Regions from separate parts of the Homo sapiens genome. Here regions 2 and 3 are each linked to region 1. Evidence: chromatin contacts called from ENCODE Hi-C or POLR2A ChIA-PET data. All regions are on one chromosome and are shown on one strand. Each heading gives the region's core, a stretch centred on a gene start or an enhancer-like site at or near the end of the contact. The rest is flanking DNA. Distances are from core to core; before and after follow the strand shown. Region 1 holds the start of ZUP1 (zinc finger containing ubiquitin peptidase 1). Region 2 has its middle 67 kb from the start of CEP85L. Region 3 holds the start of MCM9 (minichromosome maintenance 9 homologous recombination repair factor).

What was found. Hi-C counts contacts between places; a loop is a spot of excess contacts on that map. ChIA-PET counts read pairs that join two places held with the same protein, here RNA polymerase II (POLR2A). Pooled maps may share reads with other maps.
Region 2: a map with no recorded cell type shows a loop between it and region 1 (7-fold over the local background). The contact joins the enhancer-like site here to the promoter of ZUP1 in region 1. A Hi-C loop is called at or near these places in 1 of 37 single-sample maps with no recorded cell type and 1 of 50 pooled maps.
Region 3: a pooled map shows a loop between it and region 1 (8-fold over the local background). The contact joins the promoter of MCM9 here to the promoter of ZUP1 in region 1. A Hi-C loop is called at or near these places in 5 of 50 pooled maps. POLR2A ChIA-PET finds 5 or more read pairs at or near these places in 2 of 52 experiments (T-cell and endothelial cell of umbilical vein).

What each region holds. Positions count from the first base shown.
Region 1 is chr6:116,667,379-116,671,363 of GRCh38, forward strand. ZUP1 (zinc finger containing ubiquitin peptidase 1) reads right to left here and starts at 1,388. Exons shown (of 10, transcript NM_145062.3): 1 at 1,188-1,388. RefSeq lists a silencer at 312-461 and an enhancer at 1,223-1,412.
Region 2 is chr6:118,717,252-118,720,845 of GRCh38, forward strand. No RefSeq gene overlaps it. Among named protein-coding and RNA genes, the nearest start is that of CEP85L, 67 kb to the left of the region's middle. RefSeq lists an enhancer at 2,743-2,792. Within about 2 kb of position 2,345, at least 5 of the 41 ENCODE cell types and tissues checked have a DNase peak (open chromatin) inside an H3K27ac peak, as active enhancers do.
Region 3 is chr6:118,933,807-118,937,709 of GRCh38, forward strand. It overlaps MCM9 (minichromosome maintenance 9 homologous recombination repair factor), which reads right to left and starts at 1,353. Exons shown (of 14, transcript NM_017696.3): 1 at 1,085-1,353. LOC124901389 (a long non-coding RNA gene) reads left to right here and starts at 1,109. Exons shown (of 2, transcript XR_007059729.1): 1 at 1,109-1,184. RefSeq lists silencers at 602-851, 1,102-1,531.

The sequences.
Region 1 (3,985 bases), core at 138-2,637:
TTCATTTATTTTTTTTTAAAAAAAGGCAATAATAATGAATACAAGTAATTTTAAAAATAAAATATTTCAAAAAATGTCTCTGGCCCAAGGTGGAGAAAAAATAACGTTTAAAAAATTGTCCAGGTAAGATAAATCAGGTAAGAAAAAAATGAAGAGAAGAAACCTATTTATCAACTGATATATCTAAATACTGAATACTGAAGCTGATTATATTGAGGAGGTAAATAAACACATCTTACAAGTAGAGTTTAACACTGTAAACTTAGAGTCTTACATGTATCAAGTGCTATTTAAGTGCTATTATTGTAATTTAAGTACTATTATTATCGCTCTACACATAAAGAAATTCTGGCTCAGACAGGTCACCACAAGCAGAAAAAGGTGGAAGCCAAAATGCCAACCCCGTCGTGCTCCACAGCCTGTACTCTCAGCCCCAAGAATAAAAGCAGAAGTGGTATAGTAGAAAAAAGCACTTATTCCAGAGTCAAGAGAACTGGGTAATAATTTCAGATTCATCATTTTGGGTAAGGAATCTCATCTCTCTGAGGTTCAGTCAAAGACTACTGTAAAATCCAAAGGTAGTTATTTTTGGATTTTATGGACAAATAAAGTACTGACTACTGACATAAAAGTGTTAAAAAAATAATTTTAAAAAAAGCAATCACTTCGCCACCACCTTCCTACTACAGGTCATCGTTCAGCTAAAGACTATTTAAAATCAAACAGGAAAAGTAATGACACTATCACTTCATTTAAATAAATTTACCTTTAAAATACCTCCCTACATTGTCCTTATTTTTTTCATTTCTCTCCAGACAAATGGATACAGTCTCTGATTTTAGAAGGCAGTTCTCCCGAGCCCCCAGTGGGATTAATGTCACACCCGGAGTTTCTTCTCTTCCGGTGGCTGGGACACGGTCAGACACAGAATGATGAACTTGGACATGGACTCAGATTAAGCGGGTAAGAGACAAGAGAGTACCCAGGTGCCTCAGAGGAAGCGAGTGAGAGGCATGAAGGACCCAGTGCCAAGCTAGGTACGTGGTGGGTGAGGTCAGAAGACCGCAAGGCCGAGTCTCCCAAACGTTCCGCGCCAAAGGCACAAGCCAGGCACACGAAACTAGCAGGCACTAACTGGGTCAAAGCTTTGGGCCTGGGGAATAAGGGAGGGGACCATCAATTCTTACCGGCCCAGAGGCCAGCAGCTGCCACACTGAGCTCCGCTAGGCTTCCCCTTTGGGCCTCGCTGGCAGACGAGTGCGTGCGCGGCGTCCAGTACCTCTCCTGGCCTGATGACTGAGGCCAGGCCTTCCCAATACGCAGAGTTTCACAGTTAACCGAGGAAAGAATTAGGAACTTCCAACACCTTGGCCCTCAGTACCTCATTCAAAAGCACTTCCTTACTCCCACGGAAAAGAAGTAATCCCAGAATGCGCCGCTCCACGCCGGTCTCTATGCAGTGCATTCTGGGAGATGTAGTCTTTTTTTTTTTTTTTTTTTTTTGAGACGGAGTCTCGCTCTGCTGCCCAGGCTGGAGGGCAGTGCGCGATCTCGGCTCACTGCAAGCTCCGCCTCCCGGGTTCACGCCATTCTCCTGCCTCAGCCTCCCGAGTAGCTGGGACTACAGGCGCCCGCCACCATGCCTGGCTAATTTTTTGTATTTTTAGTAGAGACGGGGTTTCACCGTGTTAGCCAGGATGGTCTCGATCTCCTGAGAGATGTAGTCATTTTTGCATTCCTCCCATTTCCGAGTTTTTCCTTCTCCCATCGAGTTTCCTGCCACTCAATTGCTAGGAGAGAAAACCGGGCTCTGAGGTCATTCATACTTAATCTGAATGAGTTCACAGGGCAGGTCCTGGGGCAAATAGCAGTCTACACTAGGGCCTGCTGAGTAGCACTCTATTTTAGTATCAATAAAGGGTTTATAATGCTGCTAGGTATCAAGCTCCCAGCTATGCACCGAAGGTAAAGGATACCAGGTTCTTTCCTCAAGGTTACAAGATAACAAATATCTTGGTTTGTATGTATGTATGTATGTATATATATATATTTTTTGAGACGGAGTCTTGCTCTGTCGCCCAGGCTGGAGTGCAGTGGTGCCATCTCTGCTCACTGCAAGCTCCGCCTCCCGGGTTCACGCCATTCTCCTGCCTCAGCCTCCCAAGTAGCTGGGACTACAGGCGCCCGCCACCACGTCTGACTAATTTTTTGTATTTTTAGTAGAGATGGGGTTTCACCGTGTTATCCCGGATGGTCTCGATCTCCTGACCTCGTGATCCGCCCCCCTCGGCCTCCCAAAGTGCTGGGATTACAAGCGTGAGCCACCGTGCCCGGCCGTATGTATGTATTTTTAGAGAGGAGGACTCTTTCTGTCACCCAGGCCAGAGCACAGTGGCTAAAATAGCTCACCGCAGCCTCGAACTCCTGGCCTCAAATGATCCTCCCATCTCGGCCTCCCAAAGTGTGAGCCACCATGTTAGCCCAAAATCACAAATATCTTGTCATTCAGGCTTTATTTCATTCAACAAATATTTAAAGAGTGTCTATTAGAAAGGCGTTTTGCTTGCAACAGGAGCTGCAGCAGTAATCAAAATACACAAAATTCAGGATTTTTGAGGCTTACATGCTGGTGAGGTAGAGGAAATAAAAAGTAAATTAACTGATCATGATAAGTGCTATGAAGAAAATAAAACTGGATTGGCCAGGCTCAGTGGCTCACATATGTAATCCCAGCACTTTGGGAGGCCGAGGCGGGCAGATCATTTGAGGTCAGGAGTTCAAGACCAGCCTGGCCAACATGGTGAAAGCCCGTCTCTACTAGAAATACAAAAATTAGCTGGGCGTGGTGGCAGGTGCCTGTAATCCCAGCTACTCGGGAGGCTGAGGCAGGAGAATTGCTTGAACCCGGGAGGCGTAGGTTGCAGCGAGCTGAGATCGTGCCACTACACTCCAGCCTGAGTGACAGAGCAATAGATTTTTGAGACTGAGTCTCAAAAAAAAAAAAAAAAAAAGAAAGAAAGAAAGAAAAGAAAACTGGATTATAGAGATACGAATGTTTAGAAAAGGTCTTGATGAAGGGTTGAGTGTGCTGATGAACAAACCTTACACCAACAGGGGAAATAGCATTTCAGACAGATAAAATAACAAGAACGAAGGCCTAAGGCTGGAGCAAAAAGAACACTTTTTGACCAGAGCATAATGTGGTAAGGAGAAAAATGATTACAAGATGAGGTTAGGGTTGTAGACAGGGGCCAAATCATGTAGGACCTGGTAGAAAACTAGTGAGGTATTTAAATAGGAGGGTGATGTTATCTGATGATAAATAGTATGTTTTTAAAAATTGGCTAGGCGCGGTGGCTCACGCCTGTAATCCCAACACTTTGGGAGGCAGAGGCGGGCAGATCGCATGAGCCCAGGAATTCCAGACCAGCCTGGGCAACATGGAGAAACCCGTCTCAACCAAAAAAATACAAAAATTAGCTGGGCGTGGTGATGTGGCCTGTAATTCTAGCTACTCGGGAGACTGAGGTGGGAGGATCACCTGAGCCCCAGGAGGTTGAGGCTGCAGTGAGCCATAATGGCACCATTGCACTCCAATCTGGGCGACAGAATGAGAACCTGTCTCAAAAAAAAAAATCGTTCTGGAAATTTGTGGACAAACATGGAAGATTAAACATGTAAATTTATATTTCTCTGCCTCTCAAAATCTATTAAAATGATAGCAGGAAAATAAAAATAATACTACTAACAGCTAATGAGATTTTACAAAACTTTGAAAGCTAAAAAAAGATGAATGATTAATAACGAACTTAACTCAGAACCGATGTCAACAAAAACCAAGTCAAGTCATACTGTCTTGACTTGTATGGGTTTCTGCTTGCCCAGCACAGCAGCTGGGGTCTGCTTGCCCAGCACAGCACAGCCAAACACTGACACTGGGATAGCAGCAAGAGAAAGTTGAGGCATTTATTGTAGGGCACCAAGG
Region 2 (3,594 bases), core at 1,095-3,594, 2.1 Mb after region 1:
CTGCGTTCAGGAGATTTGAAAAGCAGTGCTAAAAAGGGACTCAAGCGGAGCCATCGCAGGTGCCCGGCCATCTGCCCAGCAAAGCCAGGCGTGCCGCCAAAGACCCTGCAGCCTTTCTGTGTAGACTAGGTCGGAGTTCCAGAAGTGTTTTTTGAACATGATCCCTTGGGTACTGTCGCCCACCACAAAGAAAAAGTGGTTAAAACAAAATGTTCAGAGGCCGGGCGCGGTGGCTCACGCCTGAAATCCCAGCACTTTGGGAGGCTGAGGCGGGTGGATCACGAGGTCAGGAGATTGAGACCTTCCTGGCTAACAGTGAAACCCCGTCTTTACTAAATAAAATACAAAAAATTAGCCAGGCGTGGTGGCAGGCGCCTGTAGTCCCAGCTACTCAGGAGGCTGAGGCAGGAGAATGGCGTGAACCCGGGAGGCGGAGCTTGCAGTGAGCCAAGATCGCGCCACTGCACTCCAGCCTGGGAGACAGAGCGAGACTCCGTCTCAAAAAAAAAAAAAAAAGTTCAGAAAACATAGTATACAGAGGTGGACTGACCATAAACTGAGGAGGTATAAGATTTATTCATATAGGTCCCATTCAAAGACTTACACCTAAGGTATATTCATGATTTGTGTTCTCAGAATCACATATTCCCGGACCGCTCTGAAACCCACTTTCCTCTTCTGTAGAACAGCACTGAATATACCTCGCCTGCACCTAGTGTTCCTTATCTTAAAAGGGCCACCAATCCCAGCACTTTGGGAGGCAGAGGTGGGAGGATCATTTGAGCCCAGGAATTTAAGACCAGCCTGGGCAACATGGCAAGACCTCATCTCATTTTTTTAAAAAAGGGAGAGGGCACCAAAATCAGCTTCGGGACCCCCAAATCTGGATCCCACACCTGACTTTGGGAGTTTGCTTATTAATCTCATTATGTCCTAAAGTAAAGACTTCTGCCTAATTTCATGTAACCTAATGTTTCCTCTTGAGTGGTAGTAGGATAGCACTCTCTCTTTCCTAGTGAGCAGTCTGTCACACAGGAGGAAGATGACAGGTGACAGAGGTCACAGTAGTCCTCATATCACCCAGCTTCTCCCAGCCCCCACATGTCCGCGTGCCTTTCCCCCAGCCCCTGCCTCTCTAGATATTCTCTTCTTAAGGACATTTCATCTGGCAGGTGAGCAGGTCTCAAAGTTCCCGTTTCAGTTCCCCAGACATCCTTTGGAAGTGAGTGTCCTTTCCAGAGCTTTTATGTCACCTCCTTGTCACTCTCAATTAGAATCTGCTGGGCATTGCCTGAGCTCCCAGAAAGAACTGGGTCCTTTAGGACATAAAGAGAAATGGAAAAGGAAACTAGGAAGAAGAGCAGAGGTGGGTAAGCGACATTGTATTTATGCCAAGGGAACACAAAATGGGTGTGAGTATAACACAGAACCAGGTGTTCATAAATTTTTGTATGGGAGTGAATTGGCATTTTTTTCTTAGCATTCAAGTTTTAGGAGAAGAAAGGAGACCCTAAGCTTCTTGTGAAGAAAGGACTGCCTTCTACCCGCCAGGCCTGTTTTGGATTCCTGAAAGAGAAGAAAGGTTGCAGGGTTGGACCTGGTTAGTACTTGGATGGGAGAGAGTAGAAAGGCTTGTTCTTGGGCTTCCCACCTCCCACCAAATGTATCCTACGTACCTCACCTCTACGGAGTGACCGTCCAAACCTTAGAGTAGGGACTTGGCGAGAGGTGGGGGCATAGAAGCCTGTGGCATAAATGGCAAGTACGGTCTCTCTGTGTGATCAGCATGGGTCAGTCTCCTCCAAACATATGCTTTGGAAGTCCCTGTTGTGGTGAAAAGAGCCCTGCATGGAGTTCAGAGGGCATCTTGAGTCACAGTCCTGTCACTTACTGATTCAAAACATGTGATGGCTGTGCCATGATATTTTCTATTCCACGTACTTTTATTTCTTTTTTTTCTTACTGATCCTGGCCATTTCCTGGACTCCTCTGAGACCCAGTTTCTCCCTGTTCATAACAGGATCGTGACACCTGTTCATTCCCTGTGCTCAATTGTTGTTGCAGCTGAGTTCGTGATGAGTTGAGAGTCTGGGTCAAGGACATGGGGTGTTCAGCAGGCATTAAACATGAACCTCCCAGGGGGGCTGAGCATTGTCAGTCCACCTCCCCGCCCATCGCTCAGACCAGGTCTTGTCACATTTGCTTCCTTCAGCTCTGATTTCACAGCTCAGGGTAGCTGGAGGTCACAAGGCCCCTAGGCACCCACAAGCCTCTGATGTCCAGCGTGGTTCATGTGTGCTTTTGCCACAAGTGCCTGCAGCGGCATGAGGCAGCTGGAGGTTTGGCTCAGTGGATGCAAGAAGGAACACGAAAGCAGGGTTGTTTTGGTTTGGGGTTTAGATTTTCTCCCCTTTGTTCTTTCACTCAAGAAAGCATTTGAGTCTGGGCCTATCTTCCTGGCTGATTTCTTGTCAGAGTCTACTATTTTTGTTCTTGTCTCACATGACTAATGTTCTTAATTTCATTTCACTTTAATTTTTTCCTTTTGAACTCTCATCTCTTCCTCTTCTGATCTGATCTCCTTGCTCCACATTCCCATCCTTTCCCCCTTTTCAGTCCCCTCAAGTCCTTTTGAAAGCTTCCACACAGATAAGCAGATTCATCTTTCTCAATACAGATTAGGGGCAGCTCCTCTGAGGGGGGGAACCCCTCCATGCAAACATCTGCAGTTGCCCTGTGGGCCCCTCTGGCTCAGACTGTCTTACTATAAAAATACATCTTATACCATAAGCCAATGCACACGGGTGTAGGTAGAATTGCAACAATATTTAGCCTCAAAACATGTGATGGCTGTGTCACAATATTTTCTATTCCATATACTTTTATTTCTTTTTTCTTTATTCTTTTCCTCCCTCTCTCCCTTCCTTCCCTCCTTCCTTCCTTTTTCCCTCCTTTTCTTCTTTCTTTTCCTCCTCTTCTTCCTTTCTTCTTCTTCCTCTCTCTCTCTCTTTCTCTCTCCCTCACCCACTAAACTCATCTCAGGACTCATTAGAGTCATTAGTGGATTGTGACTTGTACTTTGAAAACCACTAATTTAGGAGCACTGTCTACCTGCCCTGGGGAAAAGGCCCTTTGCTTTGTTTTCTGAAACACATATTATCTGTATATAATGAGAATCCACTCCCCACCAAACAGATGAAATTTAAATACTCCTGGGGTGAACTGAGAGGTAAGGACAAAATGACAACAGGTCTCCAAATTGTGGAGTCATCTTGGGGTTCAGGAAGTTGGGATGATTGCTCTGATGCTTTGAGCTTCCCTAGTTCCTCTTATTATGATGCCCCGGTATTTTCTAGCTACCTCTCTCTTCTCCCCGAATCCCTGCAAAGAAAGTTCTAAGGAAGGAACTTGTGGTAAGCAGAATAATGGCCCCCAAAGATGTCCATGCCATAGTCCCCAAAACCTGTGAATATGTTTGAGATGTTAATGGCAAGAAGAAATTAAGGCCGAAGATAGAATTAGCATTGCTAGTCAGCTGATCATGTAATGGCAAGAATATCCTGGTTTATCTAGTTAGGACCAATGTAATCACAA
Region 3 (3,903 bases), core at 103-2,602, 2.3 Mb after region 1:
TGAGAGTAAGAATGAGTAAATGTATATCCAAAACAATGAGTGGAAATAAATTACGGCCTCCACGGTAATTTGTTTTTGGTTAAGCAATATAAATTCAGCCAAGTGTAAAGCAGAAAAAGCACTTGGGAAGGAATATCTCCACAATGTGGACTTTGCCCAAAAAAAAAAAAAAAAAAATCTGGACTCCCAACAGTGGCTACAAGAGAATCACTATGATTCTATTAAAGCATATTAAGTTTAGAGCCACAAATTTAGCAATTTGAAAAACAGCTCCACACAAGGCAGGAAAAGGGCAGCAGCAGAATTCAACGTTCAAATTAAGGTCAGATTAAATTTTGCCTAGTTAGGCTAGCATTTCTATGGTTATATGGACCATCGTTATTCATTCCCTTTCAACATCTATGCAAAACTGACTAATCAACTGTGTTATCAGCAGTTTGCTAAATCAATAAACGTACCTACTACCCACCCAGATAGACACTGGAGGGACTTTTTGTTTTGAGAAGGGTCATTTCACAACTTTCAAGTTCTCTTTCCTTTTCTTATTGAATATTTGGGGTCAAAATAAAATCATTTGCTTTACTTTGTCCTCTTGACCACAGCGAAGCGTCGAAAAGAAGACAGGAGAGTGCCTAACTGCACTGGCATCCCCCAGCTGTCTCCGGGAATCGCGGCAGCCCCGCCCCGCCCGCCTGCACCTGCCGGGAGCCCCGCCCCCTCCGCGCGGGCTGGCGGGACGCGCGCCCTCGGCCCCGCCCCACTCCCTCCGCCCCTCTCACTGCGGGGGCGCGCCATTTCGCGCCTCCGGGCCGCTCGGCTGCCCCAGGGGCGCCTGGCAAACGTGGAGTCGCTCGGTTTTGGAGGCATGCTTTCCAAACTTTCTAATTCACAGGGTCTTTGCACGCAGCCCCTGCCCCACAACACCTTGGCAGTCTCTGAGACTTCTGGGGCTCTTCTCCCGGGCAGCTCCCGTGCCTGTCCGGTCCCGGAGTTGAATAGTTTTTGAAGTAATGAGACGGGAACGAGACTTGGGACGAACTGGAGAAAAACATAACCGCGAAAGGAGGAGGCGGCTATCACTTACTGGCTGTGTCAGAAGTCGCCGGGAACGCGTTGCTCCCGAGGCCGAAGGGCCCAGAGAGCTCCAGCCAGGCAGCGGGTTCGTCTCCGGCGCAAGAAGGCTGGTGAGGCGGAGTGCGCGCGTGCACGTGGCCGCTCGAGGCGCCACCGGCCGCGGGGACGCGCGGGCTGTGTCGGGCGGCCTAGCGCCTGCGGCTCTGCCGGGCCTGCGCTCTCGACCGACGCCGGGCCGCGCACCGCCTCAACTTCCCTGCCCCGGCGGCTCTTCCGGATGGAGACGAGGCAGCGGGGCGGGGTGGAGCGGAGCGGGCGGATTGGGGCGGAGCCAGGAGGGTCCCGGGCGGGGAGAGGGGCGGGACCCGAGCAGTGACCTCAGGCTAAGTGGCCAGAGCAGGGTTGTGCGGCGGCTCAGATCGGATCTTAGGGTTTGTTTTTTGTCTGTCCAAGGAATTTGCCTAACCCAAGGCCACAGAGGATCTCTTCTGTGTTTTCTGACACAAGTTTTAGAATTTTAGGTTTTATATTGAGGTCTGTGATCCAATTAGAGCTAATTTTTGTCTGTGGTGCAAAGTATGGATCTTAGGTCATTTTTTTGTATGTGAATAGTGTCATTTGTTTAGAGAGCTTTCTTTTTCTCACTGAATAGCTTTTGCACCTATGTTTAAAATCAGTTGTCCCTAAAGCATCAGTTGTGGGTCTATTCTTAGACTTTCTATTCTGTTCCGACAATTTATTATATTTCTCTCTACAAAAATACCACATTGTCTTGATTCCTGTAGATTCGTAAGAGTCTTAAAATCAGATCGTGTTTGGCCTCCAATTTTTTGTTATTTTTCAAAAATGTTCTGGCTCATCTAGTCCCTTGGGTTTTCATATGAATGTTAAAATCAGCTTGTCACTTTAAAAAGTTGGGATTGTGATTGGTTACATTTCGTCTATAGATCCATGTAAGAATAATTTACATGTTAACAATATTTAGTAATGACCCTTAAAGTAAGCCTCTTCATTTATTTAGGTGTTATTTCACTCAGCAAATGTTTTGATCTTTTGTCAGGTCTAGTCTTATATAGTCCATTTTCACAGTGCTAATAAAGACATACCTGGGACTGAGTAATTTATAAAGGAAAGACGTTTAATTGACTTACAGTTCAGCATGGCTGGGGAGACTTCAGGAAACTTAAAATCATGGCAGAAGCGGGAGCAAACCTCCTTCTTCACAGGGCTGCAGGAAGGAGAAGTGAGGAGCAAGGAGGGAAAAGCCCCTTAGAAAACCATCAGATCTTGTGATACCTCACTCACTATCAGAGAACAGCATGGGAATAACCACCCCCATGATTCAGTTACCTCCCACCGGGTCCCTCCCACAACACCTGGGGATTATGGTAACTACAGTTCAAGATGAGGTTTGGGCAGGGACACAGCCAAACCATATCACCCTATGTCAGATTTATCCATAAATCTAAGGATGGGGGAAAAATATACTTCTTGATATTATGTAAATGACATTTTAAATTTTCAGTTGTTCTTTGATAGTGTCTTAGTCTGTGTTGCTAAAAAGGAATGCCTGAGACTGAATAATTTACAAATAAAAGAGGTTTATTTGGCTCACACTTCTGCAGGCTGCTTCTGGTGAGGGCTTCAGGCTGCTTCCACTCAGTGAAGGGGAGGCTGCCTGTGCAGATCACATGGCCAGAAGAGAAGCAAGAGAAAGGGGAGGTAGTGGTCAGGCTCTTTTTAACAATCAGCTCTGGAGGCAACTAACAGAATGAGAACTCATTATGCAATGGCAGCACTAAGTTTTCCTGAAGGATCTGCCCCTGTGACCCAGACACCCCCAACTAGGCCCCACACTTGGGATCAGATTTTAAGATGAGATTTGGAAGGGAGAAATACTCAAACTATGTCAGATAGTGTGTAAAAATATGATTGGGGGTTTTGTTGTTGTTGTTACAGGTTCTTGCTCTGTTGCTCAGGCTGGAGTGCAGTGGTGTGATCATGGCCCACTGCAACCTCTGTCTGCCAGGTTCAAGCAATCCTCCTACCTCAGCCCCCTAAGTAGCTGGGTGATATGGTTTGGCTGTGTGTCCCCACCCAAATCTCACCTTAAATTGTAATCCCCAGGAGTCTGGTGGGAGGTGATTGAATCATGGGGCGAACTTCCCCCTTGCTCTTCTCATGATAGTGAGTTCTCATGAGATCAGGTTTTTTGAAAGTGTCTGGCACTTCCCCCTCACTCATTCTCTCTCTCTGGCAGTTCCCCCTCACTCATTCTCCCTCTCTCTCCCGCTCTGCTATGGTAAGACGTGCTTGCTTCCCCTTTGCCATCTGCCATGAATATAAGTTTCCCGAGGCCTCCTAGTCATGCTTTCTATTAAGCCTGCAGAACTGTGAGTCAATTAAACCTCTTTTTGTCATAAATTGCCCAGTCTCAGGTAGTTTTTTATAGCAGTGTGAAAACAGACTAATACATTGGAATTATAGGTCTGTGCCACCACACCTGGCTAATATTTTGGTATTTTTTTGTAGAGATAGGGTCTCACTATGTTGCCCAGGCTGGTATAATTGAATTTTTAACATTAATCTTGTATTTGCAATTTTGTAAAAACCACTTATGAGTTCTAACAGCTTTTCTTGTGGATTTTGCTAGATTTTCTATATATTCAGGATTTGTTATCTATGAATAAAGACAGTTTTACTTCCTTTCTATTCTGGAGGCCTTTTATTTCTTTTTCTTGTCTTTTTGCACTGACTAGAAGCTTGAGTACGGTGTTGGATAAAAGTGATGAGACCAGACATCCTTTCTTTGCTTCTGATCTTAGAGGG